Regions from separate parts of the Homo sapiens genome. Here region 2 is linked to region 1. Evidence: chromatin loops called from intact Hi-C (ENCODE). Cell type or tissue: dorsolateral prefrontal cortex. All regions are shown on one strand. Each heading gives the region's core, and the rest is flanking DNA. Links, peaks and the distances in the headings are about the cores only.

Region 1 (16,232 bases), core at 5,073-13,072:
TATAATGGACATTCAAGAAATTGTATTATTGTCCAATTCACTGTATAATTGCTTGCCTGTAATTTTCAATTGCCTTATATGTTACTGTCTATCCTTTCTTTTATAATTTTCTTTTTATCATTTGATACATATGATTGTGCTTTGGGTGACACAAGACCGCTACCCAGACATTTTTTTTTTTAACTTTAGCATGCCTTTCAGCCAAAGATCAGCAGGAACACATCTGTTGGGTTTATTACTATTGCAGGGAAGGAAACCACACACCATGGGGAACCCTCTTAGTAAGAAGGAGTTAGAGAGGACTTACCGGATTTAGGCTTGCATTAGGTGATTTAGGGAGCAGTAAAAGAAATAGGGCTTTTGTATGGGTTGGATGATCTCAGGAAGAAGGGGTAATTCTATGATTGGGTATCTTAATAAATCTTCTGTAAAAAGAGGGGAGGCTAAGATTGTAATTGGTAAAGAAACAGCAGTCACTCAGATTAGTAAGAACAGGGGGATGTTTGGTCCTTGTTGTGGTTTGGGCAATGTTCATATTTTTGTCTGTGTTCACACATGATACACAGTGGTCTTGTTTATATCTTGATCTATCACGGTCAACAGAGTGACCTTGAAGATCCTGATGTTCTGAGAAATTGTTTACATTCAACAGAAGAACACTATGACCCATCTCTAAGTGCCAGGCTAGTTCCTAACAACAACAAGACCTAGCTGTAAGTGTCAGGCCAGTTTCCAGAGGTCAGGCTGCTTTTCTCATTCTTATGTATTAGCATGCTCTGTAATAGAATTTAGGTGCAGACAACAGACACCACTCTAGCTGTCTCATGAGAACATGACTTAATATAGGGAATTAGGTGCTTACAAAATTGTTGGAAGGACTGGAATAACAGCTCTGGGCTTGGAATCCAGGAACAACTCCAAGAACTGCTGCATAGAGCTAGTCCTCCATGGGAGCTGCCAGCTATTCCTTCTCCACCTTTGTGATTGTGGTGACCGCTGCTGAAATTCTTGGCTCCAGGAACACATTAGCTAATTTGCTCTTCAGAGATCAGGAAACTGTTGCTGCAACTATTACTTTTATTTATTTATTTATTATTTTTAGATGGAGTCTTGCTCTGTTGCCCAGGGTGGAGTGCAATGGCACGATCTCAGCTCACTGCAACCTCTGCCTCCCGGGTTCAAGCGATTCTCCTGCCTCAGCCTCCTGAGTAGCTGGGATTACAGGCATGCATCACCACACCTGGCTAATTTTTGTATTTTTAGTAGAGACGGGGTTTCACCATTTTGGCCAGGCTGATCTTGAACTCCTGACCTCGTTCTTTGCCCACCTCAGCCTCCCAAAGTTCTGGGATTACAGGCATGAGCCACTGCACCCAGCCTACTTTTTAAAAAATGTTTTATTTATTATATTTGTATGTGTTATTTTATTTAGAGATGGCATCTTTCTGTGTCACCCAGGCTGGTGTGCAGTGGTGAAATCACAGCTCACTGCAGCCTCAAACTCTTGGGCTCAAGAGATTCTCCCACCTCAGTCTCCCAAGTAGCTAACTAGGACTGCAGGCTAATTTTAACTATTACCTTTAAAGCCGTACAACACCTGCTAGGTCCATAGTAACTCCTCTGAGTCCTGCCTCTTGGCTGTCGCCAGTAGTAACCAAAGCAGCACAACCTCTGCTACCTCTGCCACAGTATAACCCAACATTGCAATGACCACCTTTGCCAACAGCAGCGGCACAAGTTCCAGTAGCCTATTTGCTATATCACTTCCAGTTTCCAGATCTCACTTCTGCAGTCTGATTGCCTTAACCCAAATCATATCCAAAACCCTAGCTGCAAGGGAGTTTGCGAATCATATGGTTTAGGTTCTCCAGCCGCTGCAGTAGGAAGCCATACTATAAGGAGATTGGAACGGATGTTAATTTCCAAGCCAGCCTGTTCACCACCGGCCCTAACCAGAAGTAAAGAGGCCTGGATCTAAGCCTCATCCAGTCACTAATTTGCTATATAAAGTTAAAAAAATTCTCACCTTTCAGAGACTCAGTCTCCATGACCAAGTTACACTGGTTGATAACCAAGTTTCTTTCTGATTCTAGAATTTTATGGCTCTATTATGAATTTTGTTGAAGTTTTCTTAGGTGTATTAATTTTGAAAAGCATTTTCCATACTTTTTAACATAATAATGTTTTTCTCATGAATACCCAGAGTAAGACTAGGAAACCTCCAAGATACCCCCTAATGAGTTTTACCTCCCAGTATTGTCACCCTCTCATGTTGAATATGGCTGACCTGTATAACCAATAGGATATTGTGCAAATGACAGTATGTGGCACCTAATTACAAGGCTAGGTAATTAAAAAATTGCAGCTTCTATCTTTGCTCTCTCTTGGATCACTTACTCTGGGTGAATCCAGCTGTCATGTCATGAGGACACTCAAGCAGCACAATGAAAAGGTCCACGTGGTGGGGACTGAGGCCTCTTGCCAACAGTCAGCATCAACTTGCCAGCTATATGAATGAGTAAGCAAGCTGCCTTGGAAGTGAAGGCCTCAGTGCATGTCAATCCTTCTGGAGACTCCACCCCTGGCTGATATCTTGACTGCAGCCTCACGTGAAGCTTTGAGCCAGAACTACCCATCTGAATCACTCTCGAATTCCTGTCTCACAGAAACCATATGAGATCATAAATACTGAATGCTGCTTTAAGCCATTAAGTTCTGGGGTAAATTGTAATTATGCAGCAACAGAAAATTAATGCATTCCCTGATTAGTATACAAAATAGCATGAGAATTGCTGAATTTTATTTCCTAGTCTCCAGGATCAACTTTTATTTGCTTGTTCTTTTCTGACATGAAGCTGGTAGCCTTTGAGACTGTATCTCTAGACATCAGAAGTCATTAAGAAGTGTGTAAATCTGAATTAAGATTAAGTACTTATTTTCTGAGATTTAAAAAAAATGTGGTAATGGGCAGACAGAAAAATTCCTTATTGTTAACATTCTAAATAGTAACTATTTTCTCAGGAAAAATGCCAGGCATTTGAAACTTATCATAGGACTAATATAACCTTTAATAATAAAGCTAGCTGGGCATGGTGGATCACACCTGTAATCCCAGCACTTTGGTAGGCCGAGGCAGGAGGATTGTTTAAGGCCAGGACTTTGAGACCACTCTGGTTAACGATAGTATGACTGCATTTCTCATAATAATTAATAATAAAATAAATAAATAATAAAAATAAAGCTAACGAAAGCATAATCGTTGAAATGATTCCTTCATAGATATCCCAATCAACTCTGCAAAATGACTCTTTATCTTAATGAAGGAACTATGGTGTGTTCAGAGGTTAAAAAACATACCCATCTGTTAAGGAAAGATAAAAGTTGCTTGCTAATGAATTATTTTGGATTTTAATCTAAAAGGCAAAGAAATCAGTCTAATTTCTTGTAGTTTATGATGGTTTAAAGTTTCATCTAAGAAAGAAAGCTTAACAAAACTTGTTATATATTTCTTGACTAACTTTTTATTTATTTATTTTTTAAATTGAGATGGAGTCTCTCTCTGCCACCCAGGCTGGAGTGCTGTGGTGCAATCTCAGTTTACTGCAGCCTCTGCTTCCTGGGTTCAAGCTATTCTTGTGCCTCAGCCTCCTGGTGTAGCTGGGATTACAGGCACCTGCCACCACCCCTGGCTAATTTTTTTGTATTTTTAGTAGAGACAGGGTTTTACCATGTTGGCCAGACTGGTCTCGAACTCCTGACCTCAAGTAATCTGCCCACCTTGGCCTCCCAAAGTACTGGATTACAGGCGTGAGCTACTGCGTCCCGCCATATTTCTTGACTAACATTAATTTTTATTAATGCTCTTTTCTCGATCCTGCACCCATGTCTGGTAAGGACATAGTTACTTAGAGCAGCAAACTTCCACTTATGAAAAACGAGACTGAGTGAGTTATGGAGAAGATGTTAAATAGAAGTCTGAGTTGTAAGTACCACAGACTGTTTATGAATTGGCTTGAGAAAAAAAAAAAAGAATTTACTGGACAGCCACTTTAGTGTCCTGGAATTCAAGTCACAGCCAAGTTTGGATAGAGCTGAGGCCTCGGGCACCAATGGAGCTGAAGCAGGAAACTCTCAGCTCTCTCCCCTCGCCTCACCTCTGCCGCTCTGGATGCCAGCTTTGTCTTCCGAAGACTGGCTTTCTTTTTGCTGTAGAAAACATGGTTGTTGGCAGTTCCTGAGTTTCATACTTTTCAGCTTTAGTCACTGAAGACTTGTTCTCTGGTTTCAAATGCCAACTTTCAATGAACTCTACCAGTGGCAGGTGGCCATGTTGATCAACATGGCTGCTCCTGCAGTAGTTGGGGAGGGAGAGAGATTTCCCAGAAAAATAAGTGGGTTGGGAAGACAAAACCATACGTACCATATGTTAGGTTTCTAGGGCTGCTGTAACAAACTACCACAAACTGGCTGGCTTAGACATCAGACATTTATTATTTCACAGTTCTGGGGTTTAGAAGTCCAAGATCACAGTGTTGGCAGGGTTGGTTCCTTCTGAGGACTCAGAGAGAATCTGTTCCAGGCCTCTCTCCTAGCTTTTGGTGGTTTGTTGGCAATCTCTGGCTTTCCATAAGCATCAGCCTGATCTCTGCCTTCATCTTCACACAGCATCTGTTGCCCAGGCTGGAGTGCAGTGTCACAATCTTGGTTCACCGCAGCCTCGACCTCCTGGGCTCAAGCGATCTTCCCACCTTAGCCTCCCAAGTAGCTGCAAGTTTCCCTGTTTTATATAAAGCATCAGTCATATTAGATTAGGGCCCACCACATATTAGTATGTCCTCATCTTAACTGAGCTAATTATATCTTCAATGACACTGTTCCCAAGTAAGGTCTCATTCTGAGGTGCTGGGGGCTAGGATTTCAACATATAATCAAGCTTATCCAACCTGAGGCCTGCTGCAAGCAGCATGTGGCCCAGGACAGCTTTGAATGCAGCCCAACACAAATTAGTAAACTTTCTTAAAACATTATGAGATTTTTTTGTGTGATTTATTTTTTAACTCATTAGCTATCGTTAGTCTTAGTGTATTTTTTTTTTTTTTTTTGAGATGGAGTCTCGCTCTGTCACCAGGCTGGAGTGCAGTGGCGTGATCTTGGCTCACTGCAACCTCCGCCTCCTGGGTTCAAGCAATTCTCCTGCCTCAGCCTCCCGAGTAGCTGGGACTACAGGTGCGCACCACCACACCCAGCTAATTTTTGTATTTTTAGTGGGGTTTCACCATGTTGGCCAGGATGCTCTTGATCTCCTGACCTTGTGGTCTGCCTGCCTCAGCCTCCCAAAGTGCTGGGATTACAGGCAGCAGCCACTGCACCCGGCTAGTGTTAGTGTATTTTATGTATGGCCCATGACAATTCTTCTTCTTCCAATGTGGCCCGGGGAACCCAAAAGATTGGACACCCCTGGAAGGGTCTATTCAACCCATAGGATTTCATACAGGGCAGTGCCTCATACACAGGGTATCAGAGATCAAAGAATGGAGGCAAGAGGCGAGGGCAAAGAGTCATAAACTAGAATCATGAATTCCTTCAGATTTCATCTTGCAAGAGAGAAAAATAAGTAACAAAATCTGCATCCAGAGAAAGAAATGCGGAATTTTTTTGTGATGGTAGAGGTAAGATAACCATCAAATATGTAGAATATAATGTGAAATACCACTGTGACTGTAGTGGCAAATCAGACACGTCAACCTGCTGGGCCTGCTCCATTTTTCTTCCTCATGCTCACCTCCATTTAGCGGCGTCTATTTGCCAGGGGTGAAGGTGGGGTGGGTAGGGGGTGTTAATGGAAATCAGCAGAACAAAAATCGCAGCTTCTTGTGCTCCCCAGCAAACCTGAACAAGAGAGGGGAGCAGAGAGAATTTGGAGAGAGAAGGAAGTCAGGTGCAATGGTGAAATGCCCTGCTTCCACTCCTACCTCCATACGAGTGCTGAAGGGAGCTTACAGTTTGGCGTTCAAGAGTCCCAGCACTTTGGGAGGCCGAGGTGGGCAGATCACGAGGTCAGGAGATTGAGACCATCCTGGCTACCACGGTGAAACCCCGTCTTTACTAAAAATGCAAAAAATTAGCCAGGCGTGGTGGCACGTACCTGTAGTCCCAGCTACTCGGGAGGCTGAGGCAGGAGAATAGCTTGAACCCGGGAGGCAGAGGTTGCAGTGAGCCGAGATTGCACCACTGCACTCCAGCCTGGGCAACAGAGAGAGACTCCGTCTCAAAAAAAAAAAAAAAAAAAAAAAAAAAAAAAAAAAAAAAGAGTGAAGTGGACCTCTACCTCATTTTCTGCCAGGGCCCCTTGAGAGACAAAGCCCTACAGATGCCCCCTGTTGCCCGGAATATTTGGAGGGCATCGAGACAGCAACAAGTGGCTCCTGGGGCCCAAGATGACAGAGGAAACCAGCAAGATCCCTGGAACCTCCATCTCCTTGCACTGCCCATCCCACGAGGCCAGATGGAAGTCTCCACTGCAGCAGCACCAGTGGACAGATGCAAACCAGCCACACTGCCATAGTGGCTGCCTGTGAACCCAGGTCCATCCAAAGGCAGGGGAGGGGCAGAATCTTTCACTGATCGAGTGTTTAATCAGCAGAGACTGATAAAGTACTCAATTAAGCTAGATTTGGTACCTGAAATTAACATAAATTAACAGAATTAAGGTTTTCACTGTCAAAGTGGAAAATCAGAATCGGAGATCTGATTGCTTATAAAGTTCAATGACCAAGTTGAGTGTGTAAAAAATGAAAAACTATTCTGTCTGTTATGCTTTCATTTATTTAGCCATGGGATAGACTGAACACAAGCATCTCATTTGCACAGCAAATCAGAGGGTTGTGCTATTATTACCATTTTACAGATAAGAAGACTGAAGCCTAGGGAAGTTGAAAAACTTGGACTCAAAACCAAGTTTGAGTGAATTGTACGGCATGTGAATTTTATCTCAAAAAAGTGGCTACAAAACAAAACAAAATGAAACAGGTCTGCTTGGTCATAAAGCCCATATACCATACACCACAGAATATATCTGGTTTAGGTTGGGCTATTGCTGGCAGGAAGAATAGGTTAGTTCAGGTCATATTCTTCCTTTTTAAGAGAGTGTGATATATCCCAAAGCAGAGATTTATTAATTTTCTTTTAAAAACAGTTCTAAGGGCCTGACAAAACAAACTGATAAAAGTTCTGCGTTTGGAAAAAACAACAACAACAAAAAAAAAAGTTTTGCATTTTTGTGTTCATGGGGATGAGAGTTCCATAAAGAGTTACATTGTCTCCTCAAAACACTAAGGCCACACTGAAGTTGGCTTTGCTTAAGAAAGGGGAAAATTCACTTAGATTCATTCAATGTGGCTTTAGTGCTTTGGACATTAACTTAGATTCATCACTTTTCTTTCCCTTTTTTTTTTTTTTTTTTTTTTTTTGAGATGGAGTCTCACACTGTTGCCCGGGCTGGAGTGCAATGGCACAATCTTGGCTCACTGCAACCTCTGCCTCCCGGGTTCAAGCGATTCTCCTGCTTCAGCCTCCCGAGTAGCTGGGATTACAGGCACGCGCCACCATGCCCGGCTAATTTTTTGTATTTTTAGTAGAGACTGGGTTTCATTATGTTGGCCAGGCTGGTCTCAAGCTCCTGACCTCAAGCGATCTGCCTGTCTCGGCCTCCCAAAGTGCTGGGATTACAGGCGTGAACCACCGCGCCTGGCCAGATTCATCACTTTTCAAAACTATGTTTCGTGTGCTATTAATAAAAATCTTAATTTAATCCCTTATTTAAGGCACTGGTACCACTTTGAAGAGGGAATTGCCAAATACACTAGGAGGAATTCATACCGTTTTTATGTCCTTCTAAATGCAAAGTGGATCATAACATTATAAGATTTATGAAGAAATATTCATTCTGTTTTTTAAAGTTTCTTCTAAGTTCACAAGCACGATGACCTCTTGTTTCATAATTTATGGTAATGAATTCACGTTGTAGCTCATTTTGTAATACATTCTCTTAGAAAAATTACTTGACCTGGGGTGTTAAAATGGATATGTACTGAGATGACAAGTTTGAAAGCCTTTCAAGAGCTCTGTTCACAAGTTATCAGAGGAATGAAGGCGACATTTCAGAGTCCTTTAATTATGTCAGATGATGTGATAAGGAAAATAATATCCTAACTGACAAATCAAAATCATACGTTGGGATGAAGTCAGTTACATACACAATAGATTCCTTTCTCTTGAAAGCGATGGTCTGGACACATTTCAGTAACTTTCTTCTTTAGCCACAAACAGTGAACCACAGAGAAAGCATGAAGTCTGCATTTCTGCATGGGGCATTTTCAAAATGCTGACTTGCTGCCATGGAAGGTCGCCCAGCGTACTGAGCAAAGTGAAAAAAATGCAAGTTGCACAACAATGCGTGCAGTGTGACACCATTCACAGGGGAAAACAGATATGATAAGATGTATTATGACCTGATACAATACTATACTATATTATGTTATGTAGAAGGACAATTCTGAAAAGACCCAAAGGAAACAGTTAATAATTGTTGCTTTTGGGAAGAATAAATTGGGGATGATGGTGTCTTTTGCATATTATATTTCAAAAGGTTTTATGTTAGCAATATTAAAAATATTAAAATGAACGAGTAAAGAAAATAGAAAAGAAAAGAGAGTTGCCACATCGTAAAGAATAGCAGGTAAGGAGGCTCGGTTTGTCCAGCGGGAATGGACCCCAGCATCCCTCACTTGGTCATTCATCAGCGATTAGTTGACTCCTTTGTATGTGAACATCCTGATGTACTGTCTCATCTCCTTTGATACCATACACCCTGACAGGGTGTCCAATTGATTTCATGCAGGGCAGCAACTCATACACAGGTTGGACAAGCTTGATTAGCTCAGTTGGTGTGAGAGAACCAACAGCAAAAAATAAACCCTGGAGAAGTTCAGTTTTGACCTTCTTGCTCCATTGTCCTGCTAATGCGGAATATTGAAAACATCTATTCTGTGAGATTTGTAGAATACAGTTTGATTTATTTTACTTTACGATTCAAACTGTATGCTTTCACTTTTTAAAAGGACCACATATCCATGTGGAAAGAGAAACATCTATTTTCTAGACATTTTAAACCTTCTCTGAGCTGTCATTTTATTCTTCAGAGTCTACCTTCCTTCAGCTGGAGATCTGATGTGCTGGTAGAGAATCAATGGTGGTATATTTGAAAAATCAATGCTAATGGGTTCCAACATCAAATCAAAAGGTGGGTATTTCCAGTGAAAACTTTCAAATGTATTAAAAATAGCACTCGGTTTGTTATTTTTTAATAGAATGTAAGATTTTGAAGAATTTGGCAAAGTGTCAGAGATAGGCTACAAGCAAGTCTGTGTATAAGCAAATACCTGCCAGCCTTGTTATCTGAGCTGGGGGGCTTTGCTGTGCTTCTCTCTGATTTCTGAGATGTGACATGCCCACAGAACAAAACTCCTTTCTAGGATATAACAGAGAAAACTAGATTCCAGAGATGTGGCCTCGTTTTCATATTTCTGTCCCTTAAAAGTGCTATGTTCATTCTCACTGCGGGTTCTTCACATTACTTTTCCTTCTGCTTGGAATGGTTTTTCCTAAGATCTTCACATAGCTGCCTTTGTTCCATCATTTAGATCTATGATAGGTAGAATAACAACCCTCTTCTGCCCCCATGCCCTCCTACCCCCGAACCCTGATGATGTCCTAATCCTTGGAACTTTACTGACGTGATTAAGTTAAGGATGTAGAGATGGGAGGATTATCTAGGTAGGTCCAATGTATTCACAAGGGTCCTTTTAGGTGTAAGAAGACAGGAAAGTGAGTATCAGAAGCACAAAAGGGTCTGAGGATGCTAATCTGCTGGTTTTGCAGTTGGAGGAAGAGGACCACAGGAAGGACTGCTGACATCCTCTCAATGCAGGAAAAGGTAGGGAAATGGGTTCTTCCTAGACCCTCAGAGAGAATGCAGCCCTGCTGACAACCTGCTTTTAGCTTAATGAGACCTCTGTTGGACATCTGACTTTCAGAATTATGAGTTCATAAATTTGTAGGATTAAGTCATTAAATTTTGGTAATTTACCATGGCAGCAATAGGAAACTAATACAAGGTCATAACTCAATTGTCACCTCTTAGAACTTCTTCAAACCCCAACTAAAGAGTCTTCAATCACTCTTTACTGTGTCATTTTATACTCTTCATAGTATTTATCAATACCTGAAAAAATTTGAGATAATAAGTACAATTTTAAATAGTTTTCTTCCATTCGAATATGAACTCCTAGAAGCAGCAGGGACTGTCTTGCTCACCATGGTAGCCCCAGCACCTAGAATAATGTCTGGCACATAGTAGGTCCTCATGAAAACAGTACTGCTCCTTCCTTTACAGTCATTCTTCTTCCTCCTCCTCTTCTTTTCCAGAATATATCTGTGGGAAGAAAAAAAAATTTCATTTAAAATATTTGTTTTTTTTGGAAAATAAGCCATTTGGAGCAATTTTTAAATGGATGGGTGTAAGAGTCCTCTTGCACCTCTCCCCTCACCTGCTTGCTTTTTTTCCCAAGGTTGAGAGTGAGTCTGGCCAAGTAAGTTATTCCAGAATTCCATCAGATAGTTCAAGCCAAGAAAGGGGCTGAAATTTCAAGATTTGTATCTCTGATAATTCATTGAGGGATGAAAATTGGGCCTGAGCTTGACGTATTTCTAGATGTGACGTTACTGTTCATTGGTGGTTTAGTGGAAATCTTCCGCAGGCAAGTACTACAGAAGAGATTGGAGGATGGGTGGGTGGAGGCATTTGTGAAATGCCTGTGCTTGGCACACAAGAGTCTACCTTCCTTGGCCACTGTGGACTTGTCCAGCCTCATCCTTACTCTCTCCCCTTTATGCAGGTTATGTTCCAAGATCCCTGGAATTCTTGCTGATCCCTTGAAACACTATGCTTTCATTCCTTGTATCTTTCTCCTGCTGCTTCTGAGCCTGAAAGGTCTGTCTTCTCTTTGTCTCTGTGGTAAACTCCTGGTCTTCCTTGAGAGAACAGTTTTCTTCTTCTACTCCTGTCTGTGTCTCCCTGGGTAACTTGTATTTACTAAGAGTTCTAACAGATACTTCTTCATGGTCATCTGTCTGAAGACAGGGACACTGTCTCGTGCCCTCTTGAATCCCAAATGCAAAGCATAGGTATGGCACAGTCATCTTCTGGAGGTAGGAATCTCCATCCTGCATTAGACTGGACCAAGATCATGCACTATTCATTTCTGAATCTCAGAATCATGATGGCCTGGAGTGGCACTGAATATGTGTTTAATGGCTAGACTTAAATGGCACGGGTGACAGAGACTGCTTGCTATTCCCTAGTGATATTTTTAACTTATAAGATTTTTACCTTGACACTTAGCTAACTGGAACATTTCTCAGCTTTATAGCCAGCTATGGCCAAGTGATCATGTTACAGTCAATGAAATTTGAGTGGAAGTGTCATGTGGTAGATTCTAGAAACCTTTGTTAAGAGATGGATGCAATGTGCCCTTTCTTTGGATTCTGTCTCCTATCTTCCAGTTTGGAATATAAATGCCTTTAGTCGTGTGTCATCAGAATCCCAGTGCAGTACCCTGGGACTAGTAACAGTGAGAAAGTGTTACCACTCCAGGCCTGGGGCAAAAGAAAGGAGACGTTAATTGGTATCTGGAAGAAGAGTGTTCTTTGAGGGCCTCCCATCAGGAGCCATAACTTTCTATGGAAAGAACTAGCAGCCTGCAGGGACGTAGCTAAGAAAATAAATATCTGACCCCTCACCCTTCTGCATCCTCAAATCAATGCTCCCTATAAGCTGAACCAACCAGAAATCAGAAAATAAGGGAGCCCATTGATGTGAAGCTTGGAGGCCCATCTCCAAGGGAATAACAGGTGGAGTAGAGATATCTAGCACACCTGGGTAGACCTGCTTTCTCATTTTTAAGATAAGGGAATTAGATTAAATGATCTCTACTATTCTTTCTGGTTGTAATATTTCAGTGGATTTTCTCCATTCAAGCATTTTACAAGCCTTCCTGTTACCTACAGTCAGGCATTCCTGAGCATCAGGTCTTATAGACCAATGTTCCCAACTCAAAATTATATTAATTGATGAAAGGAAGACAACTAGAACAATGGGTCATATTAAAGAGCCCATAAACAGACCCACACATATATGAACAATTGATTTTATGATAAAAATAGCACTGTAGAGTAGTGGCAAAAGGATTATCTTTGTAATAAATCATGCTAGGTCAATTGTATTCTTACACAGAAAAAAATAAATATTAACCTGTACCTCATACATAATTATATTTGGACTATGAACCTAAATGTAAAATAAACAAAGCTCCTAAAGAAAACATAAGAAAGTATCTTCGTGACATTGCTATAAGGTAAAAGAATGAACAAAAGACTTGAAAGAGCATTTCATAAAAGAAGCATATCCAAATGGCCAATAAACATAAGATAAGGCATCTAACTTCACTGGTTATCACCAAGATGACTAACATTACAAAGATTGACAGTAACACATGTTGATGAAGATGTGGAGCAACTGGAACTCTCATACTCTGCCAGCGAGTATGAAAATTGGTATAGCCACTTTGGAAAACTGTTTTCTAGTATCTACTAAAGTTGAACATATGTAAAACCTATGGCCCAGAACAAATAGGTCTATCCACAAAAGATATGCATGTGTATATTCACTGAAAAACAAATACAAGAATATTCATTACAGCATTATATGTAAGGGAGAAAAACTGGAAAAATGAAAGTGGAAACCAAGAGTACAGTGGATAGAAGACTTGAGGTGTGTTTACATAATTAAATGCTAATATAGAGCAATAAAAATGAATGAATAATTGCTACATGCAACCATGAGGCTGAAACTCATGAAAAGTACATAGAAAAGCAAATACTGAATGATTACTTTTACCTAGATTAAAAACAGGCAAGCAATAATGGTGTCAGAAAGCAGGGTTATGTTTACCTTTTGGGAGGATATAGGGATTGGGGTCGGGGCAAGAGGACAGCTACTGGGGTGCTGGTAACTTTTTGTTTGTTTGATCATGGTCATGGTTCTATGAGTGCGTTTACAGCAAAAGCTCTTTGAGCTATACAGTGATTTCTGCCTTTTTTTTTTTTTTTGAGGTGGAGTTTTATACTTGTCACTCAGGCTGGAGTGCAATGGTGTGATCTTGGCTCACTGCAACCTCTGCCTCCCAGGTTCAAGCAATTCTCCGGCTTCAGCCTCCTGAGTAGCTGGGATCACAGGCACGGGCACCATGCCCAGCTAATTTTTGTATTTTTAATAGAGATAGGGTTTCACCATGTCGGTCAGGCTGGTCTTGAACTCCTGACCTCAGGTGATCCTCCCACCTCAGCCTCCCAAACTGCTGGGATTACAGGCATGAGCCACTGTGCCCAGCTGGCTTGTGCTTATTCTTATAAATAGAGACTTAGAAATTTATCGACTTCAGTAAGTAAACGTTATCATTGAATACATTTTTTTTTTATAAAAGCTGGAGCAAGAACCTGAACACTAGTCCTTCCATATTCAATAGTAATATAAGGATCAGGACAAGAGCATGTCTGTGTTGCCATTGAGGAAGTAACAACAGTGAACACTTCCAAAGAAGATTTCTTTGAACAGATGTTCAAAACCAAAAAGGTTTCCCAAGTCATTTGTGAAACCAAATTTTCCTGCAGTCTGGAGTCCCGGGTATTGTGTCAGGAATCATATGCAATGAGATCATTTTCTTTTGCCCACATTTCTGCCTGATAAAGAAAATAAATCTATTTGACAGAGCAAAGAATTGCCTCATATGAAAATACACTGAGAAAAAGGCAGCATTATTCTCAACTCCTAATGCCTAGGAGAAAAATGATATGAGGTTTAAAAGAGTTTTCTGCCCTGAGAAAGGTTCAATTTTTACAGATTCTCTCAGCAATTAGTGCATTTATGAAATAAATTCTGGGCCATCCACAAGCTAATTCCAACAAGTATTGTAAGTGGCTTTACTGAAAAGACATATCAAAATAATGACAAAAACAACAATGATAACCACAACACCCCAAACAAGAGCCATGTTGATGACAAGAGGGGTTAGAGGTAGTTTTAATATAAAATCTGTCTATGCTAAAGAAAGTTAAACTAACTGAGCACCACACTTAACTATTACCCTCCTGGTGGCCAAGGCAAAAAGAAACCTCATAAATTGTTTAGCTCATTAAAAAGAAAAAAAAAAAAGAAAGAAAAAGGAAGGAAGGAAGTGTGCTAGTGCAACATGAGAGACAAACATTCCTAGAATAGTAAGAGAAAGTAATCAGGAGGGTTTGTTTTACATATGGTTTTAAACATCATAATAGAATTTGTCATTATAGGAAGTTTTATAGTATATATGAAACATTCTCAATTATCCCTGGCAAAAGGCAAAGGCATAACAACATTAAGTCGTGGTTTCTTAAAGGTACAATGTAATCAATGAACTCCTGGCTTTGAAGCAGTTGTGTAGTGTCCTGGAGGATGTGAAGAATTTGTGTAGCCTGAGTTTCCTTGGTCACACTACTCTGGGCAAAGTTAGAGTAACCAGCAGGGTCTGTCTGGCCCTGCCCCTCATCAACACTGCAGAATCCCTCTAGCTGCTCCTGGGAACCCCCAGGGGATGGCACATGTGTGCTCACCATATGGCCCTTTCAGCTACCATATGACCCTGCACTCAGCTTCCCCCTGCTACAGCTCCCTGCAGTGATGTTTGTGTTGGGGCATGATGGACCCACCCCCAATGAGGACACTGACACCTCCAACCTGCTATGGCTATGCTTCAAAGCCACAAAATGTATCCCCTGCTGCTGGAGCTGTTGGCACTGACCCTTCTCTGTCTCTCTCACACCCACCAAATGTGATGCCTCCCTCTCCTTCTTCTGCCCGGATTGGGGCGAGGTGGCCACAGTGCAAATTCTGTTTTTTCTGGACTCCATACAACTCCAATCTCAACCCCAACCAGAAGGCACCATAACACTTTCTTGTGCTCTCCTCTGGACCATCCAAAAGCTGCCTTCTGGGCTGCCTGACAGTCATATTCTTAGTCTTACATGTTCCTACAGCGTCTCTTCTTTAGGAGCCAACTGTGGGGGGCTAGACCAGAAATGTTCTGATTTTGAGAAAAGCGTGAAGTTTATGAGTTTTACTTTCTGATATGGGTCTATTACCTTGAACCAAGCCAGTATGCCAGGCTTTATATCCCTAAAATACGCCTTTCCCAAAAGGAGGACCATCTTCCAGGAATGTCCAGGCATGTGTGAATCCAGGAGGAACATGGCGTGAACCTCAGCAGAGACTCCACCCATATTAGCATGTCCTTAATAGCTCCCCAATGTTTGTATTTACTGCCTAGATCTTGTCCAAAGCCAGGCTTTTCCAGAAAGTGCACATTCCTCTTCTGATCTTGCATCGTGCCAGAGAGGCAGCTCTGTTTAAATAGCAATAGTCATAGTTGCTTAATGCCTGTTTCACACCGTATACTGTGAGGCATTATTTCTGCTTTTCACAATCACTGCAAGGAAAGTGCTGCTATTCAAATTTTAAATACAAAGAGGTCAAGTAGAGAGGTTAAGTGATTTCCCCAAGGCCACAATGAGTGGTAAAGCTAAGACTCAAACCCAGATTGGTTGGAATCAAGCCTAGGCTTGTCTTGTGTAATACAGTTCAGTATTACCCAGGCCCTGGAACCGAAATCTGCGTATGAACAGCTCTCTTAGGACATATTCAAATATTTTCATCCTCTTTGCTGAGAATTTAAGAGATGAATGTGGACTCCCAAACACACACAGCCTCTTGAGTCCTGGCATAAAGTCTGTTCTCAGACTTCTTTAGATAGATTTCACACTGTCATCATTTTCTAACCTAGGGTAGCTTCCACCTCAAGTACAATAGGAATATATTCTAGTAGTTGATCAGTTCAAATTTCCTGCATTTCCACGGCTCATTCTTGGCTCAGAAAACCCTGAGCCTACTCAGGCTGAGGGGGACCCCCCTCTTGTGCTTCCAGGTGTCACATGATTGAAACCACTTTTGCAAAGATTATGACAGCAAGAGAGGTCTAGCATGGCTGACTCCATCTTGCTTCTAGTCTCACAGGCTGACTGTCCTT
Region 2 (16,232 bases), core at 3,091-11,090, 110 kb before region 1:
CTGTTCTCATAATTAAGGACTTGAAAAATGTTTTAGTCTGTCAAGTATGTAAAGTTTGTGTAAAAACTTTTAAATGTCATTCTTAAGTTCATTGCCATAGCCATTTTCCATTTATGTCTTCATTTTCCAAAAATCAAATGCCATGTCTGATACCTTTAAGTCCATAAGCATTCAATTTTCTCATTTCCACCTTCATCTTTGGTTAACAGAATAAGTAAAACAGGGTATTATTTATTTGTAGTCTAGAAATGTTGAATATTGTTTTATTTCCTTCAAAATGTTATGATTAGTGCAGATCAGCCATGTTTATCTTTTTAAAAAATAAACAGGTTGCTTTATTTCTTAGCTTCAATGGAATATAATTATTTTTTCTCCACTCATCAAGGAGGCATTTATTTAATGTGAAGAATTACACAGAAAAATAGAAGAGCATGTTCTGTCTTGAGCTTCATCTGCAGTTACCATAGAAATTATTCATCAAACACTGTAGCTAATTTGATTAATTTAAAACCATCATCATTCAGATAGTCCCATGGAGTATCTGCTTCCATTAGTGACATCAGGAATTAAGCACATAGCAGTAAGTTGTGAGTGAGAGGTTTTGAAATAATAGCTCCCATGAGTCCAATACCTGAGACAGAAGCAGGTGCTTAAGTAAAGTACTTGACATACTGTCTGTTGGTTGCCATAAATAGGCGAACTCCAACACACATAAGCCAAAATATAATAGCTACGGGACCTGGCATATCTTGCAAGGGGCCAAAGTCCCATTTGGCAAAGCTTGCCCTCTTTGTGGGGCTTTGTAGTCTTGTATCTGCTTATCTTTACAGATTTGTTTTACATATATGTTTTTTCTCCTGGCCTGCCTTTCTTAGCATCTTGTAATGTCTAGAATGGCCTAGCCATCTTTTACTTCACAAATATACTTGGACCAGTGATGGACATCTGGACAAATCACCTACGGTTTGGGGAGGCTGTGAGAAGGAGAGCTACACTTAAAAGTATGCAAGAGAAGAAAGGACCTTTATCTGGTTATCCTCACAATGAACCTATGAGGAAGATAATATCTCTAGTTTATAGATGAGTTAAAGAGATCAGTGAAGTCTAATTTCTTTTGACCAAGATCACACAAACTAAATGATGGAGCTGAGATTCAAATTGGGATCTGGCTCAAGCCTATTATTTTTAAACTAGATTACACTGAATGTGATTTCTCTGCTTTTCAGAAATCCCTAACATCTTCCCAAGTCTCCACTCCTGGAATGATAGAGATTCCATCATTCTTTGGGCACTGGGCACAAAAGTACAAAGGGAACTTCCCAGAATCTGCTGTTTGCACCCATTTCTGCTGGGAAAGGTGAGAGTCTGTGCTGCTATGTCTGGTCTCTCAACAGAAGGTCTGACTGCAGTCTTACGTAGACTGGGAAGCATGCCAGATGTTACCTTCCAGTATTGTTATGAAGAGTGAGAGAAAGGGTCCAAAACTGACTGTTTCCCCTTCTCTCCAACTTTCACCTCCATGCAGTGCCAATAGAAGCACATTCCAGTTGCCATAACAATGGCCTTGGCAGAACCACAAGTCAAAAATTTGAACTCCAGTTGGTCAGAGTCAGGGTTACTCATGAGTACCACTTGGCCACAGGTGGGACTCAGGTGAGAGCAACAGAATTTGCTGAGTAATAAGCTCTGGAGAGTTTGAAGAGTGGTGGGGTAGACTTCTAGGCAGCGTATAGAGGGATGCTGCTGTGCTAGGGCTCCATGGGCAGGAAACCAGAAAAACCCAGCAGTGGAAGCCAGGCCTCTGAGGTGGGGGAAGTTAATCTGGGATTGGCTCATGGCTATAGCCTTTCCAGGGATCACAAGTCCTCCCTACTTGGCCCTGATCCCAGGATGTCTCAATCCTAACATCCCTGTGTCAGAGCTTCTCAAACTGCCTGCCTGTCTTAAAGGCCATTTCAGCTTCATTGAGTGACTTGTACCAGAAGCATGCCAAAGGCAAGACCAATTGTCCATGTGAAGCCACCTGCCAAGGGAGCTTAAAAACAAGGTGTGTGGTATTTTGTTGCTGTGTGTCCCATCAGCCTACCCTGGAATTGATCTCTAAGTCTGAAGTGGCCAGATGCATCAGACCTTATTTTTGCAGTGGTTTAAATTTTCTCTCACTCCAGGAAATGGCTCTCAGGATGGAATTGCTGAGTTGTTGAGCTTCTCTGCAAGCTGACCCAGCATATCAGTGAGAAAGGCAGCAATTTGGAGCCAGAGACCTGGGTCAGATCCTAGTTGCTCCACTCTCTGACCTCAGGCAACTCACTAACCCAGCTCTGACCCTCAGTTTCCTCAATTGTATGATTGACTGACTTAGATTGTATTGAATTATTGAGAGTATTAGATAAACCACCATGTGAAGCCTTAACCATTTTGCAATACTCCCTCCATGACAGACATGGGAGATGATAACAATTTTAGAAGTAGATACTTAATAAATGTTCTATTCCTGAACATCATGTGACCATGGGCTAGTCACTTAACGTGAGTCAGTTTTCTTATCTATAATGGGGTATGCAGTCATCCCTCAGTATCTGCAGGGCATTGGTTCCAGGACACCCTCAATCCCACCCCACTCCCTGCAGATAACAAAATCTGTAGATGCTCAAGTCATAGAATGGCATAATATTTTCATATAACCTATGCACGTTCTCCTGTATACTTCAGATCATCTCTTTATTCCTTGCCATGCCTAATACAATGTCAGGGCTATGTCAATAGTTGTTACACTGTTATATTTTTATTTGTATTTTTTTGTATTGTTATTTCTTATTGTTTGAGGTGGAATATTTTCAATCGTCCATTGGTTGGATCCACAGATGTGGAACCCACAGATACTGAGGGCCAACTATAGAATCCCCTTTGTGGACATATTGTGAGAAATGAATGGCAGGTGGAAAGCCCTGAGCCCAAGGCATTGACAGGAGGGATAGAGTAAAGACCCTCTGTGGTTATGTGAGAAAGGAAGAGCTGCAGTATTTAAATAATAAGAACATTGTGTCACCTGTACTATGGAAAATTAAGGAGTTCACCCTTGGGTCCCAGGTAGGCAGAGGTTCCTGCTTTAGCCCTGGTAACTTCACCTTCTGCCCACTTTGCCCACCTGGGTCACAGGACCAAACCCCATTCCAGCTTCTTGTCTTGCAGAGCCCTGGCACAGCATCCTTCTTACTCTGCCTGGAAACCTACTTCTCCACTGCTTCTCAGACCCACCAGCACCTCCTGTTAGGGTGGGGAGAGGTTCAGCTCTCCAGAGATGGCCCTTTGCAGCAAGGCAAAGGAGCCCTTGGTCTCCAAAAGCTAAGTGCTAATATGTTTAAGAATTTGTCCCGTAGCTCTAACTAGGAAGATCTGAAAAAGACAGCTCAGAACTTGTCTTTATTCACCAAATTAATAGTGGTTTTATTGAATTCTTTTCACATCCTGAAAATATGTACTTGGGACCTAGGACAGAGAGAGGCAGCCTACTCTGTGTTCACGTCCCAACCCTGGCCTCGTGTTACATACAGACATTGTAAGATGATGGTCAATGTGTCACTCTGGGAAGTTGAATTTAGTGCCTCTGAGTGGCTTTTGGGGCAGCCATGCCCTGAATCAAAATATTAGTGTAGACCAAGTTTGATTAGGCAACTTGTTTGTTCCACTTTTGTTCAACCCAGCAGTTTTAAAAGAATGCAGAGTCTTAGTTCAAAATGGTTCCCTTTGCTTGAAAAATCTTAAAAACATTGGAGTGCAGTTCAGGATTTACCAAATTAAGGTTCAGCTTAAAGCTGATGGTGCTTCTGTTGGTGTTTGTTCAGAATCTGTATTTTTAGTCACTTTTTAAAAAATTACTTGGCTCCTGTTTGTGGACCCTTGTAAGCCAACTGAGTTACCCAGATGCTAACTACATATTCACATATGGCTATAACCTCCTGAGAGTGTCAGGTCCATAAGTCTGTGTTCTCTGTATGAAACAAAGGACCTATGGGGAAAGTGGAACCTGTAATTCCAGAGAAAAGGAGCTTTCTTCACAAATGTTGCTTTTTAGTGGCTCCTATCCCAGAATCAATGGAAAGAAAATTGGACCTTTTAGGTATTCATGCTGACAGGTGGTCTCATAACAAATTTCTCAGCTATCCAAAGGATGAAAAACTGTAGGTATCTATCATTTTTAAAAAAAACAAGATGAGGAAGCTCTTCATATACCAATACAGAATTTTCCTAAGAAAATTAAATGAAAAAAAGAGGCAGAGAAATATTTGTACGCTACCCTTTGAGCAAAACAAAGCGAATGTGTTTGCTTATATATGCGGTAGATGATTATTATTATTTTTAGATGGAGTCTTGGTCTGTCGCCCAGGCTGGAGTGCAGTGGTGCGATCTTAGCTTACTGCAATCTCCGCCTCCCGGGTTCAAGTGATTCTCATGCCTTCAGCCTCCCGAGTACCTGGGATTACGGGTGCCCGCCACCATGCCTGGCTAATTTTTGTATTTTTAGTAGAGACGGGGTTTCACCATGTTGGCCAGGCTGGTCTCGAACTCCTGACCTCAGGTGATCCACCTGCGTCGGCCTCCCAAAGTGCTGGGATTACAGGTGTGAGTCACTGCGCCTGGCCTATGTGTAGATTATTTATGAAAGTAAATGCAGCAACTTGGTAGCAAGGCAACATTGTTTGCTTTCAGGAATGGGAATGGGGGGCAGGAGAGAAACTTACTGTATTCCCTATTATCTCTTTTGAATATAAACGATTGAATGTATTTCCTATTTTAAAAATAACGAAATGAATGTTAAATTTGACAAGGGGACTAGCAAAAAAAAAAAAGAAAAAAAAAGATGTCAAAAGGTGGGTGGAGCTGCAGCTCTGTGCCAACCCCTTCGAGACCTGGAAGTGAATTGTACAAGGCACAGGAAGAACTATCTTGTTTGGACAGTGGACTCAATGATCAAGTCAATGTTCATTGTGTTACTTTGCAAAAATTCAACAGCATTGGGAAGCGGACTGCTAAGAGAATGTGTAATGTAGGCAGTAAAGACAAATGTCACTGGACCATAGTCTGTTGTTTTATATGGTACCGGGTATTCTTTTGTCTTCTGAACCAAAAATCCTTCTCCTCCTCCCTTCCCTGTGAAGCCTTCCATGAAACTCTAATCCCAGTGTCTTGTCCCTTCTCTGCACTCCGATCACTTTTGTGATGGCATTTTGCAACTAATTACGTAAGATCCTGGGCTAACATCATTTCTTTTTCTTACCACATCGAGTGTTTATTTTGCTCTAGGAATGATACTGCCGTTACGTTCATTCTTTGATCTACGGAACTCTCCTACAAAACCATTTTACAAAGAAGGAAACAGGCTTATAGATATTCCATAATGGTCACATAAAGCGGCAGAGCTGGGAATTGAATGCAGTCACCTGACTCCACAGCTTGCGATCTTAATTCTTTTCCAATTTACTTGAGACTACCAGGCAAACATACAAGCCCTGATTAAGTGGTGATGTGGTGGTCTCCTGGAGGACAAGGCCTATCCTATCCTACACTTTCTCTGGGGTCCCTGGAGCACACCGGGCCCAGAGCAGTAAATACAGCAGAACTGTGGTTTTAGAAACAGAGACCTTTGTGATCCTCTGTGTGTGCACAATCCTAAATTGCCCTCTATGAAAGAAAGAAAATAGTGATATGCTAGCCCTCAGTGTTGGCATCACCAGCACCAGCAGTCAGCCTTCTTAGGAAGGCAGCTTTTCACAAAGACCTCTGTGCTAGTTTCAGGAGAATGGAGGAGTTGGCTCCAGGAGGAGAGAGCAGCCACAGTGCTGGCTTTGTTCCGCTGTGGGTGCCGCGTCTGTCCACCAGCCTGCGGAATTCAAATCTGTGCCTCCGCGACGTGACCCATTACCACGCATCACACCCTTCTGAGACATTCGTGAGCGGCTGGCTGGTGTTTTGACTGTCACATCTGCGTCTGCCAAGTTGCTGCCATTTGTTCTCCTTAAACACATCTAGCAGAGTTCAAAAGAGGCTCAGGCTGATTCCTCATGAAGAAAGCTGGCCTCAGAGGGGGTGGCCCAAGGGGTCTAAAGAGGCTAAGACCAAGGAATTCACCACCATCAGAGCCTTTGGATTCTGAAGCCCTTAATAAGATGAAAAAGTAATAAATCATCTTGCTGGCTCTTTTACTCTTTCAATACAAAAACTTTCAATGAGACCAGACTTCGGACCAGCATATTCTGTCCTGTGGACAGACCCTGTGGGAAACCAAATCATCGTCATCTAAAGGTTGCTGTGAGAAAGGTAGTCACCCCAGTGCCAGCACACATTGGAGTCATTTTGCTTGAAAAGCTTGATGATGCCATCGGCACGGTGGAGACATCCTGGACGCTGGGACCGATAGAGTCCTTCATTCTGCAGATATTTATTGAATGCTTGTTGTGCTTCGGGCACTGTTGTAGGCACTAGGAATATAGCAGTGAACAAAGCCAACAAAAATTTACTTTCTAGCTAGTAGGTGAGGCAATAATAATGAAATAGATTAGTGAACTAGATGATATGTAGAAGGTGGTAAGTGCTATGGGGAAAAAACTAAGCGGGGAGGAGGGAGGGAGTATGAGGAGTGAGGAGAATTTGTTATTTTAATTGAGGTGGTCAGAAAAGGCCTCCGAACCTGAAGACTTGAAGGACTGAGAGTGAAGTATGTGGAAGACCTTGGGAGGAACATTCCAGAGCTTCCACAGTTGGTGCAAAGGCCCCGAGGCAGGAGCACAGCCGGGGACAGTATGGCTGGAGTGGGAGAAGGGTGGGAGGGGATGGGGGTGCAGACTGGTGAGGAGGAGATGCACCCAGAGGTGAGTGGGGAAGGTCCAGATCTTAGAGGGTCCTACGGGCTGCTCTGAGGACTTTGGCTTTTTCTCTGAATGAGATGTGGGGCTCCCAGGGGCGTTGAGCAGGAAAGAACATGATCTGCCTCGTGTGACAAGGGCACTTTGGGCAAAGGCAGAAGCAGAGACCACATTGGAGGCTTCGTGATAAACGAGACATGGTGGCCCACACCAAGACACTGGCAGTGGAGGCTGGGGACCTGGTGGCCACCATGTCCCCAGTATAGAGCTTGGCAAGCACAGCAACAGGTCGGGGAGCTGATGGCCACCATGTCCCCAGTCTTGGCAAGCACAGCAACAGGTCCCTCCTCTGTATTCTGTGCGTCCACAGCAGACAGCCACCTGCTTTTGATCAATAATTTCCAGTTTAATTAACAATCATCTTGGTGTGATGCAAGGGACATTCTCCTTAGAGTGACTCTTATTATCTATTAAGTACTATTTTATGAGTTAGCTCTCAGATAATAATTTTATTTATAGATTCTTGGGGCCACCTCACTGCTGTCCCGAGATGTAACAGATTGACTGAGGTCAGACGCAGAAAACTGCCTTCTAAGTTTCTGGGTGCACACATCTGTATGTCAGCAGTAGATTAGCAGCCATCCTGGTTATGGCCTGAGAACCTTGTCTCTCTCAGTGCAATTACATCTGCCTGGTTCCCATAGGGGCTGCCTCTGATTAGCTCTAGCATCTCCAACGTGGGGGTTGAGGCCCAGTGGTTGCCTCTCCATGCACTCTGGGGACCTTATAACTGCCCAGTCAGGGTGCTGCTACATGACATTTGCAAACTGAATCAGCAAACTTTAGCACACTGTTCACAATTCTTTTGGATTCCTTCCCATGCCCTAATGTGCAAACACTGGATTCGCTGTTCTGCATGGCTGGGCCTCCGTGGAGCTCCCATGCTCTGCCTGCTCACCAGGGCTCTGCTGCTCTTTTACCACCAGATTGCCCTTGGCAAGGCTTGTATTGAACCTTTCTTCTGCTTCCATTTGTTCATCTATTGCTACCATTGTTTGTCTTCTAAACAAATATCTGCAAATGAGCTGATAAAACTTTAAAGAATTCTTTCCTCCATCTCTCCTACTTTTGGTAATGGTATTTTTGGACCCTGGCTTTACCTTAGCATCACCTGGGGAGCTTTAAAAATATTACAGTGCCTGGACCCCACTTTAGACCCATTGAATCAGAACGTGAAGGGGGGCTTTGGCTTCACTATGTTTTAAAAGCTCCCCAGATGATTCTGATGTACAATTTCACTTTCTTGCTACAAGTAGACATAAACAGGGCCTAGCTCCGCAGGCTGTTCAGGCTTCTCGTTCACCAACTCAAAGGTTCATCTCTAAATGAGGCCTTAGAGAGTCACAGAGAGTCAGTGAAGGGGCTGAAACATGAAAACGTTCATTATATGAATTAAATTCTCTGTTCGGTTACCAGAACACATGGCCTGTAATGAACTATGAATTAATGTAGTTTTAGTCCATAATCCATTTTGAATAGCACAATATTTCATTGTATTTTGTGTGTATGTGTTAAAAGCAATGATGTGTTAATTTTAAGTGATTATAATAAAATGTTTTCCATTCTTTAATGCATCATGCCTTTAAAAAACCAGAAGTCATCCCAGGCTGCATGGGAAGGGCAAGACTTTCTGAGGAGCAGCCATGGCCTGGGGAAAATAATATCGAGCAGGGATTTCCAGATTATATCGGGGTCTTCCTTTTTCTAGTCCTGAGACTCTGGGCAGATTCCTTAAGCCCTCCTCCAAAAGGAAGATTTTATGATTCATTTATCGTCAAGGTAGGAAAACTGAGGTTCAGAGAACTTCAGAAAGATAATTGTGTCAAAGTCCTTTGCACAGTTTGCTGGCTTTCTCATGCCACCCCAGCCATACAGCCATACACCCACACTGGAAATCACGCCAGCCAGCCCTTTGTAAACTGTTTCCTCCGCTGGTTCAGCCTTCCAAGTCTTCTTTGTCTGGCTGAATCCTACTCCTCCTTTGGGACGGGGTTCAGGCATTACCTGCTACTGGCAGCTGTCCCTGTCCCATCTTCCCACCCTGTCTTGGTTAGGTGTCCTCTGTTGTACCCGGGGTACCCGATGCTTTCTGCTACCTTGACATTTGTTGCACTTGGTATAATTCTCCTGCCTTCCTTATTCCTCCTTCTCTAGTCAGTTGGCTTCTTTTCTCTCCATTTTCCAGTGTTCAGCATAGTACCCGGCATACCTTTCTTTTTTTTTTTTTTGAGATGGGGATCTCATTATGTTGCCCAGGCTGGTCTCAAACTCCTGTCCTCAGGTGATCCTCAACCCTCAGCCTTCCAAATTGCTGGGATTATAGATGCACATCATGGCACCTGGCTAATGCCTGGCATATCTATAGATTTACTGTAAGAATGAAATTGAGGCCAGGTGTGGTGGTTCATGCCTGTAATCCCAGCGCTTTGGGAAGCCAAGGTGGGCATATCACTTGAGGCCAGGAATTCAAGGCCAACACAGTGAAACCCTGTTTCTACCAAACAATACAAAAATTAGCCGGGCATTGTGGCACATGCCCGTAGTCCCAGCTACTGAGGAGGCTGAGGCAGGAGAATCAGTTGAACCCAGAAGGCGGAGGTTGCAGTGAGCCAAGAGTGTACCACTGCACTCCAACCTGGGCGACAGAGTGAGACCTTGTCTCAAAAAAAAAAAAAAGAAAAAAGAATAAAGAAAAAAAGATTGGGTAAAAGTATTAAAAAGTATTTTAAAAGTATTAAAGCCTCAGTGTTGTGTTACATTTGCTATACATTTATAAGCAGGGTGATTTATTAACTGAGGTTTCCTTGCTATAATTTCCCTCCTTTCTAGTCTAAACTGCTTGGTCAGCCCTCACCAAAAGCAGAAAGAGAGGGTACCACCAGCAGCTCTTTGGTGAAAGCCTAAAATCTTCAACATCCATAGTACTAACACAATATTTTATCAGCCTCTTATTAGTGGGTGTTTAGGTTGCTTCTAATTTTTTATTATGAATGATGCTGCAATGAACATCCTTAGTCATTATGTTAGTTCCCTATTGTTTTTATAACAATTCACCACAAACTCAGTGGCTTAAAACAACACAGATTTATTACCTTGCAGTTCTGGAGGTCAGAAATCCAAAAGAGACTTCTGAGCTAAAAATCAAGGCATCGGCCGGGCTGCATTCCTCTGTGGAGACTCTGCGGGAGAATCCATTTCCCTGCCCTTTCTAGCCACCTTCATTCCTTGGCTCATGGCTCCCCTCCATCTTTAAAGTCAGCAAAGTCTCATGGAATCTTTCCCACATTGAATCACTCTGACACAAAACATTCTTGTCCACATTTAAAGCACTCTTGGGATTACATTGGGTCCACCTGGTATAATGTAGGAGACTCTTATATTAAGGTCAGCTGATTAGCAATCTTAATTCCATATGGCAACATTAATTTTCTCTTGCCATGAACATAGCCTATTCACAGATTCTTGGGTTCTGGGCATTAGAATATGGACATCTTTGGGTGGGGCTGGGGAGGGGGTTGGTATGCAGCTTACTGCAGTCCCATCTTTGAACACTTGCATGCTTATCTGTGTAGGATGACTAGAAATGAACTTGCAGGATTGGGGGGTATGCACAAAAAACTTCAACTGCCCTTGTAAAGTCTAGATTTCCACCAGCACAGTGTGGCAGGCCTTATTTTCATCACTGTGACCCATCTTGAATATTTTAATGTTTTAAATCTGGCATGTCCATTTACATTAAGAAGCTGATAGGACACTGAATTGTCCATGATCCAAAAGCCAATTGTGTTTGCCTTTCAAAGGACACAAGCAGCATTTTTCATCTGCTTTATCTTTCAAACTGTGTTTTGCTTAGGTTAATATTTAAATAATTTGGCGTTTCTTTGAGGACCATCAGTTGATCAGCAAAGATACAGCACAGAATCAATGGCAAGGAAAATGCCTTATGATGAACATTTTCTTGCTAGCAATTCATAAAAGAGTATTCTAATACACCGATTAACTTAATAATTAGTTCATTAGTATTTATCATACACCCAATGCATGTCAGGCACCACCTGACCTCCAGAAATTTACAAAGCAGTAAAAGGAATAAGACACAAGTGCAGAATGCATGGCAGGGGATTTGAGAGTTGACTGTATTTGCATAAAATCCATCCATTGCAACTTATGTGATTGTAACTTGTTACAATGAATCACCTTTATTTTGGAAAACTTCATGTTTTTAGCTAAATAGTTGGATAATCATACAATATGGCAACATAGCATGCGGTTGCCAAAACTTTTGTTTGGGTGCAACAATTTCTCAAGCCTGAAAGAGGAATCTAAAAGATCGATGATCTGAAATAAGCCAACCACAAAAAGACAAATGTTGTTTGATTCCACTTATATGAGGTGCCTACAGTAGTCAAATTCATAGAGACAGAAAATATAATGGTGGTTGCCCCAGGCTGGAGGGAAGGGAGAATGGGAGTTGTTAAAATGTTACAGATTTTCAGAGTTTCAGTTTTGTAAGATGACAAAAATTCAATTGTACAACATGAATGTACTTAATATTGCTGACTTGTGCACTTAGAAATGATTGAGATGATAAATTTTATGTTGTGTATAATTTATAAAAAATTTGAAAAAATAGTTATCTTCTAAGCAGTCATGGGAGAAAGTTACTGCAAACATTTATTGAGTGCCAACTGTGTTGGACGCTCCCATGTATTGTCTTTTTTTTAAATGTATTTTTATTTGTTTTTTAAAATAGAGACAGAACCTCACCATGTTGCCCGGGCTGGTCTCAAACTCCCTGGGCTCAGGCAATCCTCCTGCCTTGGCCTCCCAAAGTGCTGGGATTATAGGTGTGAGCCACAGTGCTGTGCCCTGGGTATTGTTTAGTCCTCCCAACAACTCTATGAGGCAGATATAATTGACCTATTTTGCAGGTAAAAAAGACTCTGTAACTTGCCCAGAGTCACACAAACTGGGATTTGAGCCCAACTTGTCTTTCTCCTGTGTCCTGGTACATAAGTAAGATCCATGGGATTTTCACTGTAAACATCACCCTAAATATTTTTTAAAGTAGAAATACCCATATTAGAAATGACTCAAGGGCACAATTACTTAGCTAGAATATAAAATTCCTGGAAACATTTACTGGCTTCTCCAGATAAAGTTTATCTTACTAAATAATTAGGACTTTTATTTTTTCCTCCTTCCCTCCCTCTCTCCATTCCATCATTCTTTTCTCATTCTTTCTTTCAAGATTAGAGTAATATCTAAATCACAGTCACGTAGAGCAGTACAACCCATGTTGAGGTAACTTATTAAATTAGCCCCTGACCATACATTACTATTCAGAGGGCTGGGAAAGATCTGTAAGGGATTGGACAAAGGAAATGCTCCACCTGTTCCTCCTCTGACTTGGGCCCTTGATGATATCATATAAAAAGTCATTTCCTGCTTGGTCCTTATCTCTAATGCTGACTAAATTAATAGTCTTACTTCCTTTACTTGTGTGTATGGAATTTGGGAATAAAAGTAAAATCACTTCCTACTGGGTTTTATACTTAGGCTCCTTAAATTTCATGTACTTGGGCAATTTTTCCTTATTTGGGGACTACAGGTTGTTCGATGTAAAAAAGGAACAAATTATAACACATGCCATGCCGAAATTCAGTGAGAGTCATGGTTTACCTGGTACCCATGTTCTAATGAATGTATTTCCAACCTGTAAACTTGCTGAAGATTTGGAATAAGTAAAACCAAAATCATACTAGTATGGAGGTTTTAAAACTAACTTAAAAGAGTGACTGTATATTCACAATTGCTACCAAAAAAAAAAATACCTAGGAATACAGCTAACTAGGGAGGTGAAAGAGCTCTACAAGGAGAACTGTTAAACACTGAAAAGAAATCAGAGATGATGCAAACAAATGGAAAAACATTCCATGCTCATGGATAGGAGGAATCAACATCATTAAAATGGCCATAGTGCCCAAAGCAATTTGTAGATTCAATGCTATTCCTATTAAACTATCAATGACATTCTTCACAGAACTAGATAAAACTATTTTAAAATTCATATGGAACCAAAAACAAGCCCAAAGAGCCAAGGCAATTCTAACCAAAAAGAAGAAAGCTGGAGGCATCATGCTACCCAACTTCAAATTACACTACAGGGCTACAGTAAGGAAAACAGCATAGTACTGCTACAAAAACAAATATATAGACCAATGGAATAGAATAGAGAACCCAGACATAAGGCTGTACACCTACAACCATCTGATTAGCAACAAAGCTGACAAAAACAAGCAATGGGGAAAAGACTCCCTATTCAATAAATGGTGCTGGGATAACTGGCTAGCCACATGCAGATTGAAACTGGACGCCTTCCTTACATCATATAATCAACTCAAGATGGACTAAAGACTTAAATGTAAAACCCAAAACTCTAAAAACCCTGGAAGACAACCTAGGCAATACCATTCTGGACACAGGAATGAGGAAAGATTTCATGACAGACACCAAAAGCAATTGCAAGAGAAGCAAAAATTGACAAATGGGGTCTAATTAAACTAAAGAGCTTCTGTACAGCAAAAGAATCAACAGAGTGAACAGACAGCCTACAGAAAGGGAGAAAATATTTGCAAACTATATAACTGACAAAGGTCTAATATCCAGCATCTATAAGGAACTTAAACAAATTTACAAGAAAAAAAATAACCCCATGAAAAAGTGGGCAAAGGACATGAACAAGACACTTCAAAAGAAGACATACATGCAGCCAACAAGCATATGAAAAAAAGCTCATCATCACTGATCACTAGAGAAATGCAAATCAAAACCACAATGAGAACTAATTTACACTCTCAGTGGGAATGTAAATTAGTTCAGCCATTGTGAAAGACAGTGTGGCGATTCCTCAAAGACCTAAAAACAGAAATACCATTTGACCCAGCAATCCCATTATGGGGTACATACCCAAAGGAATGTAAGTCATTCTATCATAAAGATACATGCACGCATATGTTCACTGCAGCACTATTCACAATAACAAAGACATGGAATCAACTTCAATGCCCATCAGTGGTGGACTGGATAAAGAAAATGTTGTACATACACACCGTAGAATACTATGCAGCCATAAAAAATGACATCATGTCCTTTGCAGGAACATGGATGGAGCTGGAGGCCATTATCCTTAGCAAACGAATATAGGAACAGAAAACCAAAGACCACATGTTCTCACTTGTAAGTGGGAGCTAAATGATGAGAACATACAGACACATAGAGGAGAACAACACACACTGGGGCCTATTGAAGGGTGGAGGGTGGGAGGAGGGAGAGGATCAGGAAAAATAACTAATGGGTACTAGGCTTAATACCTGAGTGATGAAATAGTCTGTACAACAAACCCCCATGACACAAGTTTACCTATATGTAAATACCTGCACATGTACCCCTGAACTTAAAATGAAAGCTAAATTAAAGATAAAAATAAAAGAAAAGAGTGGCTATCATTATAAACTAAATCACTTTGTGTGGCACTTTGAAAGATGTCCCATGCAGTGTGGGACCCTGAAAAGAGCACTGGACTTATATTCCTATTTTGGCAGCAGAATCCAGCACGGCCAAGGGGAGGCCATGGCACCAGGTGACAATCATGTCTGCGAAAGTGCTTGGAACCATCAAGCAGATCCTTCAGGCTTCCAGCCCTACAAGGAGAGAGAGTGGCACCCAAATCCATGTTCCTCTTGAGGGAACCAGGCTGGTAATTGAGTAGCCACCACCAAAGGGGTGACATCTAAGATGTTACATTTGATCAGTTATAAATGTCTATATTTACATAGCTCTATGGTCAAATCAATAGTCAAACGTCTATTCTGTGTCCATTTGTTTATTTGTTTGAGATGGAGTTTTGTTCTGATTGCCCAGGCTGGAGGGCAATGTCATGATCTCGGCTCACCGCCACCTCTGCCTCCTGGGTTTAAGCGATTCTCCTGCCTCAGCCTCCCAAGTAGCTGGGATTACAGGCCTGCACCACCACGCCTGGCTAATTTTGTATTTTTAGTAAGACGGGGTTTCTCCATGTTGGTCAGGCTGGTCTCGAACTCCTGACCTCAGGTGATCCACCCGCCTCAGCCTCCCAAAGTGCTGGGATTACAGGCATGAGGCACTGCACCCGGCCTCCTTTTATTTTTTTAAATTTTTATTTCGACAGGGTCTCACACTGTCACCTAGTCTGGGGTGCAGTGGCTTACTGCAGCCTCAACCTCCTGAGCTCAAGAGGTCCTTTCACCTCAGCCTCCCAAGTAACTGGGATTAGAGGCACACACCGGCACGCCCAGCTAATTTTTTTTTTTTTTTTGTAGAGACAGGGTTTCTCCATGTTAGCCAGGCTGGTCTAAAACTCCTGGCCTCAAGTGATCCTCTCTCCTTGGCCTCCCAAAGTGCTGGGATTACAGGCATGAACAACCACACCTGGCTTGCCCCCTTTTATTATCATAAATGCTCCTCTTCATCTCCCAAAACATTTGGGGTGCCATTTTATTCATTCATTTCTAGATGCTGACATATACATTATGTGTACAACAGACTAACAGTGATGTTTGTTATGTAGAAATAATGGCCTTGAGAATGAACATATGCAGGGCCTTTTGACTCTACTTTTAAATAGAGCTTGTATGTCTTTATTATTCCTCTTATCAACAGGAAGCAGATATACAATGGCAGAACCTGATGCAAGGCAACAGTATTAAAGTTTGATATTTTTTCATCAGACTATGATTATTTTACTTTCTGAGGAAGATTAACATCCAGCTTGGATTTTTCTATAATGAGGTTTTTTTCTGATGATAAAATTAATATATGATAAGTAATACTTGATATGTGTAGTGAAGTATTCTAATAACATTCACTACCACTTATTGAGACATTTTACTTAATGGGATTCCCTGCTAAGTGCACAGCCTTCGTTAGCTCTTTCAAACCTCAGACAGCTCTTTGCGGGCGGGCACAAAATCACTCCCTGTTACTGATGAAGGTGTTTGGACACCAAGAGGAGGTGACTTGCCAGAGGGCCATGGTAGGGGGAGGTTGTGCTGGATTTAAGTCTTCAGAACCTTTTCTTAATGACGATGGATTCTGGGTTTCTTCTAAAAATGTTAAAAATATGAAGGCAGAAAAATGTGGTGGTTAGATTTAAATATTCCTTATACCATATAAGTATGAGAAAGGAATGGTAAGAAAAGGGACCATCTCATCTCCGTCACCTTTTTAATGCACAGTTATGCACCAAATAACAATGTTTTGGCCAACAGC

What was found. Hi-C counts contacts between places; a loop is a spot of excess contacts. Peaks named below come from ENCODE experiments on the same cell type or tissue, not always from the same donor. Only the 100,000 strongest peaks of a DNase experiment are listed, where the experiment ranks them.
Region 2: it touches region 1 in a loop (2.5-fold over the local background); 4 of 110 quality-filtered maps call a loop at or near these places.

What each region holds. Positions count from the first base shown.
Region 1 is chr5:54,655,684-54,671,915 of GRCh38, forward strand. LINC02998 (long intergenic non-protein coding RNA 2998) reads right to left here. Exons shown (of 3, transcript NR_104658.1): 2 at 10,375-10,492; 3 at 4,475-4,777. Among named protein-coding and RNA genes, the nearest start is that of LINC02998, 80 kb to the right of the region's middle. In dorsolateral prefrontal cortex, for the core only: no CTCF peak of the experiment used is centred there; a DNase peak (open chromatin) is centred at 8,408; H3K4me3 peaks cover 759 bases; H3K27ac peaks cover 1,013 bases.
Region 2 is chr5:54,546,242-54,562,473 of GRCh38, forward strand. It overlaps SNX18 (sorting nexin 18), which reads left to right. Exons shown (of 2, transcript NM_001102575.2): 2 at 1-345. Among named protein-coding and RNA genes, the nearest start is that of SNX18, 37 kb to the left of the region's middle. In dorsolateral prefrontal cortex, for the core only: a CTCF peak has its summit at 7,824; DNase peaks (open chromatin) are centred at 5,880 and 7,780; H3K4me3 peaks cover 611 bases; H3K27ac peaks cover 3,200 bases.